2 separate regions of the Homo sapiens genome follow, and region 2 is linked to region 1. The links are chromatin contacts, found by Hi-C in ENCODE. All regions are on one chromosome and are shown on one strand. The core of a region is the stretch at or near the end of the contact, and the rest is flanking DNA. Distances in the headings are between cores, read along the strand shown.

Region 1 (4,836 bases), core at 2,257-4,756:
ACTTCACATAGCAAGAACGGGAGCAAGAGAGAGAGAGTGGGGGGGGACGTGCCACACACCTTTAAATGCCCACATCGCAGGTGAACTCAGAGCGAGAACCCACTCATCATCAAGGGGATGGCCCAAGCCATTCATGAGGGATCCACTCCCAGATTCAAACACCTCCCACCAGGCCCCACCTCCAACACTGGGGATCACATTTCAACAGAAGACTTGGAGGGAACCAGCATCCAAACTATATCAATCACTAGGTCCATCTTCCAGCTAGAGAGAGGAGGCCGGGGTTCGCCACAGCAGTGCCGTGCCGCCCCAGGGAGGCCCAAGCCCTCGCAGGATCCCCCGCGCCACAGGCCCTCAGTGGCCAGTGCTATCACACGCCCTGCACAGCCATTCCCTCAGGCCCCCTGTGTTCTCCCACGCCTCTAGGTTTTGAAAGGCAACTGCAAGTTCATTTTTTAGAAGCCCGTGGACTGCTGTATCTCTGAGGATTTGATAAGAGGAGCTAAAGCCACATGACCCTTATTTGGTGAACTCTGACTCGCTAAAGGAATGCAATGCCCTTCCATGGGTCACACTTCCACGGCCTCTCTTAGCGAGCTCTGAGGGGTGCTACAGTGACGTTCAGAGCTCGGTACCTGGCCCCTGAAGTCATAGCAAAGCCCAGTTCTCTGCTGTCCAGGAAAGCACTGGCTCCCTAACGGAGCTCACCTGGAAGCAGGTACTGGGCTGTCTGCATGCAGTATTGCTGGACATCCTGCAATGACCCTATGAGGTAGGTACTAATGATTATTTCCATTATATAGATAAGGAAACTGAGTCATAGAGAGGGGCCAAGTACTTGCCCAAGGAACTCAGCAAGCCAGGATTGTGCCCCCAGCAGTCAGAGCCTGTGAACTTAACACCTGGGCTCTGGTACTTCCTGGTGCCCTTAGAGATGAGCCAAGGAGGCTCAGAAAGAGATTGGCTGCCCGACTTCTCCCAACTAGCCAGTGACCACGCTGGACCTGGGACCTGCGTTCCCTTCTAGATGAAGATCTGGGGAGTACAAAGGAAGAATGAGGGGTACAAGGTCATCAGCAACACAGACCTGGCAAAGAACCTAGTGTCCCATTTGTGAAGCCTCATAACAGCCCCATCAGAGGAAGCTGAAAACTCAAAAGGCACCAGGTAAACTCTAAGCCAGTACACCTTGGCTCATGTGTAAGGGGGCAATTTGCAGAGGCAAGGTCCTATCACCAATGGGCTAACCTGCAGGGAGGCAGAGGATGTGAGAAGCTGCCTGGACCCCTCCTTGCTCCATCTCGTCTTTGCGCAGATGGGGAAGCTGAGCCCCAGAGCATCCAATGTCACACAGCTGGTTAGGACATGGCCCACTCTCTCCTGTCACCTAATAAGGACGGCTGAGGCAGGGCCTGAGGTGGATGCGCTTGTCTGACTGCCCAGGGCTCTGGTCCCTGCTCAACCTTTAAATGGTTGCAGGGCCTCAGGACACCCCCTCTCTCCTCCCCACCCTTCATTTCTCCATTTGTAAAATTATTCAGGTTAAACTAAATATTATTGCAACCTTCAGCCTCAGCACCCACGATTCCCTTTCAGTCTAAAAGGTTGCTGGCTCTGGACCCAATTAGGATAAATCAATTTCAGACAGTGCCCATCTCCCTCGGGCTCCACTCTCCCCATCCCGCTCCCATTTGCCTGTCAGCCTCCAGAGTAACCACTTACTGAATTACCAAGAAGGCCATCAGATCAAGAGCGGAGGAAATGGCAGAAACCAATCTTAACAAAATGTATTTGATCTGCAAATAAGACGCCATCCCCTTCCCGCCGCAGAGTTTATCATTTTTTATTTAAGCCCAGTGCAGCCGAGCATATGGACAGCAGCTTGCTTCTGTCTTCGAGAGAGAATAACAGGGCCCAGACACAGGCCGACCCCAGGACAATGGAGCACCCTCTACTCACTGTGATGGGGGCGCAGGCATAGGAGCCCCTTCTGCTCTCCTTCCTGCAGGACTTCCGTGATGTCTGAAAACTCTCTGTGGGAGTGAGACTTTGTGAAAATTACACTGAAGTCATAGTAACGACAGGAGCAGCTCCCAAGTCTTGCACACTCATTATGTGCCCAAGGCAGTGCTAAGCATGTCACATGCTATCGCATTTAATCTCTGGGCCATGGATGCCGTGGCTCTCTCCATTGCACAGGTTAACAAACTGAGGCTCAAAAGGATAAGTACCTTGCCAAGGCCACCTAGCAGCCAATCAACAACAGAACCAGGATTTAAATCTGATCTGACTGTGTGTCCTGTGCTCCCAACCTCCCCGCCACCTGTCTCGCGAAAGATTGATGGAGTTAAGAGTCTTTGGGCTCAGACACAGATCTTCTAGAAGGCCCCTATGAAAACTGAAACAATGCATTTTCAAAACAATCAGGGAGATTTGATTATGGACTAGATATTAGTGATACCAAAGAAACACTTAGGCTGATAGTGATGCTGGCGTGTAAGGAGATATCCAGGGTTTTAGAAATGCTCATTGGATTCTGCGGCAATGAGACCTTGTGTCTGGGGCTTGCTATGAAATCATTCAGGAGACAGAGAAAGGAAATAGGGCAAAAATCTTACTAACTGTTGAATCTGGGTGGCGGCTCTATCTCTACTTTTGAGTGTATTGAAAATATTCATAATTATATCTTTTAAAACACACGCAAAACAAGACTAGCCATTTAGGAAATGCAAACCAAAACCACATGAGATACTACCTCACGCCCATCATTATAGCTACTATCAAAAACCAGAAAATAACAAGCGTTGGCAAGGATGTGGAGGAATTAGAACCCTTGTCCACTGCTGGTGGGAATGTAAAGCGGCGTGGCCACTATGGAAAACAGTACGGCAGTGCCTCCAAAAATTAAAAATAGAACTACCATATGATCCAGCAATTCCACTTCTAGGTACACACCCAAGAATTGAAAGCAGGGTCTAGAAGAGCTACTTGTCCACCCATGTTCATAGCAGCACTATTCACAATAGCCAAAAGGAGGGAGCAACCCACATGTTCGCCCGCAGATGAACAGATAAACAAAAGGTGGCATATCCAAACAATACAATATTATTCTGCCCTAAAAAGGAAGAAAGCACCAGGCACAGTGGCTCACGCCTGTAATCCCAGCACTGTGGGAGACTGAGGTGGGCAGATCACCTGAGGTTGGGAGCTTGAGACCAGCCTGACCAACATGGAGAAACCCCGTCTCTACTAAAAATATAAAATTAGCTGGGCATAGTAGCACATGCCTGTAATCCCAGCTACTCGGGAGGCTGAGGTAGGAGAATCGCTTGAACCCAGGAGACAGAGGTTGTGGTGAGCCAAGATCGTGCCATTGCACTCCAGCCTGGGCAACAAGAGCGAAACTCCGTCTCAAGAAAAAAAAAAAAAGAAAAAAAAGGAAGAAAGCTCTGACACATGCTACAACACGGATGAACCTTGAAGACACTCTACTGAGTGAAATAAGACAACCACAAAAAGACAAATACTCTATAGTTTCACATATATGAGCTCTCTAGGGTAGTCAAATTCATAGAGACAGAAAGTAAAATGATGGCTGTCAGGGCTGGGAGGAGGTGGGAAGGGGAAATTGTTGTTTCACAGTTATAAAATTTCAGTTTTGCAAGATGAAAAAGTTCTGGAAATTGGTTGCATAATGATGTGAATGTACTTAGCACTACTGAACGGTACACTTAAAAACGGTTACGGTGATACATTTTTTTGTTATGCATATTTTACCACAGTTTTTAAAGGAAAACACACACACACAAGCGAGCCGTGCAGCAGAGCCGGAAGCGCCCATATGAAGGCTCTCCAAAGGCTATTTTCAGTTGAAAGAAGCAAACAGAGCCACATGGTTTTGCCGAGGCACGGCAAAAATACTCAGGGAACTGCGAGCTGTGGTTATCTCTGGGGAATAAGACTGGGGTGGCCAGGAGGTGAGAAACTTGTATTTTCTATTTTTACATCCTTTTATGCTGTTTGAACTTTTCAAAACAGAAAACTATGTCTATGCACTACTTTGGTGCTAAAAACGAGTTTTCATTTTTTTAATGCAACTGCTGTCGCTGGGACAGAAAGTCATCGCCAACCCCAACAGGTTAGCAGTGACTGCGGGGGTGGCTGTGCCCTGGCCCCTGCCCTGCAGGAAGGGAACGGTAGCTCTGTTTTCACTGGGAGCTTTAGAGGTGGGCATGGGAGGGATGAGGGGACCGGGTCTGAATGAGAAACCGCTCGAGGCCTCGCAGGAGCCTGGAACTGCATGCGAAAGGAAAGGGCTCTGCTCAGGGACAGGAGCATGAACAGAGAGGGAGGAGGAGCCCCTGGGGTGGCCCCTCACAGATTTGAGCATCAAATCTGCAAAACCGAGGCACAGAGAGATGGAATAACTTGCCAAATGTCACACAGGTAGTAAGTAGCAGAGTTGGCCATGGTTCTGAGATCTTCCCTAACCACCATGCTATGGGGCCTCTCAGTGGAGACTGAATGACTGGACAGAAGAGATAGAAACCCAAACCAGCAGCCTCAAACATAAAAGAAAATACATTGTTTCATGAAGCTGAAAAGTCCATGATCCTACTTCAGGCTCAGCTGGATCCAGGTGTTCCAGTGATGGGTAGAGCTCACCTCCCTCCACCTCACTCTGCTTTCCCCCTAGGTCAGCTCTATTCTCGAGAAGACATCCTCCAGCAGGTGGAAAACATGCTCCCCAGCATTCTAGCTTCTACCAGCCTGGCAGCCCCCACAAAGCAACAGCAACTCTTTCCAGCAAAACTTCCAAGGCTGGGTCTCACTGGT
Region 2 (5,157 bases), core at 1,575-4,074, 430 kb after region 1:
AGTGCTGGGATCCAAAAAGCCAAAACAAATCTCAACATGGGAATGAGACAGCCCATGTTGTTTCTTGAAACTGAAGCCAACTGCATGCATGACTTGTCAAGAGTCCATTTATCAATGAAAAATAACTGATGGACGAGCTTCCTATAGGCACTCCCATAATTCTCACGACCGCTCATGTCCTTTTAACCCACAAACACTATGAAAGAAGAGCTTGCTATAGACTGGAAGCTGCTTGACACACTCAAAAGGAAGGAGACGAGGGACAAGAGGCACGGAGAGAGGAGAACTCACACTTACCGAGTGGCCACAGAGCTAGATGCCGCCTTCTGCTCCAAACCGGGGGAAGGGAAAGAATGGGAAGAGAACCAGAGGACAATGAGGGGACCGCAGCGGGCCCCAAAGATAATCTACTATCATGTTAAGCCACTTAGCCTAAGACAACCATGACCTGTTCTTCAGTCGGACCTATTTATAAGTATACTGAATTTACTCAAACCATGACTAAAAACCAACAGAAGAGGGGTGGAAAAAAAAGATTTAAAAACAAAAATGGAAAGACCCAAACAAAAGGCTGTGTGGCCTAGGTGGATCAAGCAGGACTTAGGGGATGGGGGCTCTGGGCTTGACAGTGCCACTTACTGGCTCTGCCCAGTTTGCCAAGTTATTTCCCTCCTCGGAGCCTCAGTTCCCTCATGAGTCAAATAGGATGCTGGGCCAGATAAGCTCCGTTTCTGACTAGTGAGACTCTAACTGTAGTCACGTATCAGCTGTGTGGCTTCAGCCAGGTCTTTATGACTCTCTGGGCCTCAGTTTCCTCACGTGTCACAGGCAAATGGCAACTCTGGAGAGAGCATGAAAATCAATAGATTTGAAGGTACTGAATGAACTATAAGAAAGGACAGTAAGCTGATGATGCCTGTCCTGGAACAACTGCTATGCTGGCCTTTCCAGTCCTACTCAGACCTGACCTGCAGTTCAAGGTCCCAGGAAACTGGACAAAGGCAAAGGCCAAATCCTTACTTGCTGCCATCAAAGTGCCCTGGCTATGACCTCCCATAAAGCAGAGTCGGAGCAGGCCACAGGGACTCTTCCAATGGGTGGGACCGAGGTAGCGGGGAGGTGGTGTTGCAGAACCTGCCCCTCTCTTACATATCCATGGGGTGAGGATGGGGATGTATGCGTGATTGCATTTTCCAAGCTCAATCCTTATGCATACAGGGGCATCTTGGTGTCTTTCAGTGACGCTAACAACAACCTGATTTAGAGGAGTTTCTTGGAGAGCCAGGAAGTTAGCCAGTGACCAGTTTTGACATCTTCATCTTCTAGGACAACTCTCAGGACAAGAATCTCCTTTTCCTTTACAAAATGTTTATGAGCTCTCGGACTCTCCCTCTCCTGCAGGACAATCCACCCCCAGCCCAGGCTACAGACACAGCTTTCCTACCGGTGCAGCTCCAGTCACTCAGCAGGCAGGGAGAAGCATTCCTGTTGGTGTCTACAGCTCTCACAGAACCCCCAAAGACACTGCACAGAGGGAAGGTAATCTCTCAGCAGCTGGGCCTTGGAACACAGCTGCGAGGGCAGTGATCTCTTTATCTAGGAGGCCTGCAGGCTGGTAGCCCCAACACACCGGTCTAAGACTATATCACACTGGGACATGACAGGTGATGCAAGAAGGTCCCAACAAGCTCTGTAAGAACTGCTATAGGCACGAGAGGCACCAGGTTGCCCATGTGCCACCCACTCATCAGAGGTCACATCCTAACCTCAGCTCACACTTCAGGACTTCCCCCTTCCTGATCTGACTGAGTCATATCTACCAACCTACAGGGTCTGTTGTAGAAATTAATCAGACAGGCTCATCAATCACATGGTAAGCCTTCCGCCTTCTCCCTTCTACCCCCACATCGCGCTGCAAGCTCCACCACACATTCGAGAATGCCATCATCTGCCAAAACAAAACTGGAGGGACTCTAAGCTGCCAGGCGGGTCTGTCACATGACAAGTATACCCGAGCTCTGTGGCACCTCTCAGGTCAAACAGCCAAAGCTATCTACCTGACTCCTACTGCAGGGGAGGGTTCTGGAGGGCAGGATAAATTCTAGTAAGACTACTCCCACCACCAGCCACAGCACAATGGCGGGGGAGCCGCTGCATGTGTAACAACAGCCATCTGTCTATTCACAGATCAAAATAGCACCAGATTCTTGCCTCTTAAGGCAGAGAAAGAGATTTCTGCAAAGAAGGGCTTCACCGCCAGGCGCAGTGGCTCACGCCTATAATCCCTGCACTTGGGCAGGCTGACGCAGGTGAAATGCTTGAGCCCAAGAGTTCAAGACCAGCTGGGCAACATGGAGAAATCCCCATCTCTATAAAAAATTTAAAAAATAGCCAGGTATGGTGGCATACACCTGTGGTCCCAGCTACACAGGAGGCTGAGTAGGGAGCCAGGAAGGTCAAGGCTGCAGTGAGCTATGATAGCAACACTTCACTACAGCTTAAGTGACAGAGAAAGATCCTGTCTCACAAAAAAAATAAAAAAAAAGAAGAAGAAGAAAGAAGGAAGAAGACGAAGAAAGGCTTCATGAAGTCCTAATTCAAAGCTAAGTCCAGGCATTTGGCTTTAAATTACTTAGAACTGGCCACGGAATTAATCTAAGAAGTTTGGAGGAACAGCTGCTCAACGGGTCTTGAGCTCCTTCTTTATTTTTTGGCATGCCATGGGGGTGGGGGAACAGGAGAAGAAAGGGGCACCTCATTTGCAAACACTTGCCCCACTTCCTTCTAAGCACTCTGGATATGACAATCAGGCCTCCTGACTTAGGGCAAAGACCTGGGTGGAGGGGTGTTAAAGAGGAAATGACACAGCCAACCAGAGTCACCCGGCTTTAAAGCAAACACCTTGGGATGCCAAGGTGAACTCTTCTCGGCTTTTCGTTACAGATCTAAGCGAGAGTCAAAAGACTCTGGAAGAGTTAACCCAACTTCCAAAAATGAGTAATCATCTTCCTCGTTAGAAATGGCCCAGGCTCCAGAAACAAAGATTCATTCTATTGTTTGTCCGCAGCACACCCCAAAATGCTTGAAAGACTGCCAAGTACACCAGCTGCGGCTATAGCTGTCACTGTCCCCCTAGTGGAGCCATCTGAACCAGGCTTGGTTGTACTTCCCTTGCTCTCAGGAAGCTCATTCACTAAGTCAGCAGCAAAACTCTAAAGCCAGGCCTCTGAGCACTCCTCCATGCACCTCCCAAACCAAATGTGGACTGGCCTTCACCTCGCTGTGGAAAGGGGTTCTTCCCCAGTGTCATCTGGATGGAGTTCAAAAATGTGCAGGAGAAGGAAAAGTTACACATCAAAAAACCAACACGGCCGGGCACAGTGGCTCACGCCTGTAATCCCAGCACTTTGGGAGGCCAAGGCAGGCAGATCACCTGAGGTAAGGAGTTCGAGACCAGCCTGGCCAATATGGTGAAACCCTGTCTCTACTAAAAATACAAAAATTAGCAGGGTGTGGTGGCGGGCGCCTGTAATCCCAGCTACTTGGGAGGCTGAGGCAGGAGAATTGCTTGAACCTGGGAGGTGGAGGTTGCAGTGAGCCGAGATCGCGCCATTGCACTCCAGCCTGGGTGACAAAAGAGAGACTTCATCTAAAAAAAAAAAAAAAAACAAACAAACCACCAACACTGGCCACCTCGATCAGGAGCAGACCCAAGGGAGGTGGCATAGATATGTTCTCAGACTTAAAAATAATAATAATACCAGCCTAGGCAATATAGTGAGACCTCGTCTTGACAAAAAATAAATTAGCCAGGCATGGTGGCATGTGCCTGCAGCCCCAGATACTCAGGAGGCGGAAGCAAGAGAATCACTTAGGCAAGCCAAGGCTGCAGTCAGCCATGATCACACCACTGCCTCCAGCCTGGGCAATAAAGTGAGGTCCTAGCTTCGAAAATAATTTTTTTTTAAGTCATAAAATGTAAAAACAAAAAAAGAAACCCTATCCGACTGAATAACTGGATGGGATCAGAATTGATGAAATTTAACAAGTACTGGTCAGAGGTTGACATTGAAGCACCAAAACCCAGTTTCCAGTGTGCTGGATGAACAGTTAACAGCATGCCACCAGTCCTGACAAAAGCCTGCGTGGCAGGCAACTGTACTCATTCATTCAACAAACCCTTACTGAGTGACTACTTTGTGACTGCTGGGATGATGGTAGGGGCTGAAGACATGAACATACATAAGCCACAGTCCCCTCCCATGGAAGTGAAAACTATTAACAACTGATGGATGAGTGAAATAAAAACTAAATTAAAATGCACTAAAAGGCAGAGGGTATTATTAAAATATCTTGATAAAAATAGCATGATAAAATAACTGGGACCGCTAAAGTTCAGAAATCTGGGCCGGGTGCGGTGGCTCACACCTGTCATCCCAGCACTTTGGGAGGCCAAGACGGGCGGATGGCTTGAGCTCAGGAGTTCAAAACCAGCCTGGGAAACATGGCAAAATCCCATCTCTACCAAAAATACAAAAAAATTAGCTGGGCATGGTGGTGCATGCCTGTGGACCCAGCTACTCGGGAGGTTGGGGTGGGAAGATCGCTTGAGTCCGAGAAGCGGAGGTTGCAGTGAGTCTGGATCATGCCGCTGCAGTCCAGCCTGGGGGACAGAGTAAGAATCCATCTCAAAAAATAAAGTTCAGAAATCTGCATCACAACCTTCATGGGATGGGTGCAAAGTCACCCTGCAGTCTCTCCCTCCCACATCCTGGCAGGTCCCCTGCCTGGACAGACTCTTACTCGCTTCAATTATTAATAAATCAACAAACTACTGACTAGAACTGTGATGTTCACGAGGCCCAAGTCTAGCAAGTGCCGGAGGTGGCATCCACATCCACAAGGCCCCAGCAAACAAGGCTGGCAGAGCCGCACTGCAGGCTTCAGTTCTAGCTGACCTTGTCCTGCAGGGTATGGCCTGAAGGTCACAGTCTGTAAGGGAGTCTCCCCAAGCGACGCCAACCACACCCCTGGGCGAACCTTGCTTCCAGAGACCACACTGGGCCAGGTCTCCTTTTGCAGAGCTTACTTATGGGAGACAGTAAAGGAGTAAGACAGCTTCCTCAAGACTCAGCAGAATCCAACTTAAAGTCACTT

The links. A loop is a pair of places that touch in the nucleus more often than their neighbours do. Pooled maps may share reads with other maps.
Region 2: a map with no recorded cell type shows a loop between it and region 1 (6-fold over the local background). The contact joins two enhancer-like sites. A Hi-C loop is called at or near these places in 2 of 37 single-sample maps with no recorded cell type and 2 of 50 pooled maps.

What each region holds. Positions count from the first base shown.
Region 1 is chr10:124,282,170-124,287,005 of GRCh38, forward strand. No RefSeq gene overlaps it. Among named protein-coding and RNA genes, the nearest start is that of OAT, 130 kb to the right of the region's middle. Within about 2 kb of position 3,507, at least 4 of the 41 ENCODE cell types and tissues checked have a DNase peak (open chromatin) inside an H3K27ac peak, as active enhancers do.
Region 2 is chr10:124,716,512-124,721,668 of GRCh38, forward strand. The region is part of intron 1 of FAM53B (family with sequence similarity 53 member B); the gene reads right to left. Among named protein-coding and RNA genes, the nearest start is that of FAM53B-AS1, 15 kb to the left of the region's middle. Within about 2 kb of position 2,825, at least 33 of the 41 ENCODE cell types and tissues checked have a DNase peak (open chromatin) inside an H3K27ac peak, as active enhancers do.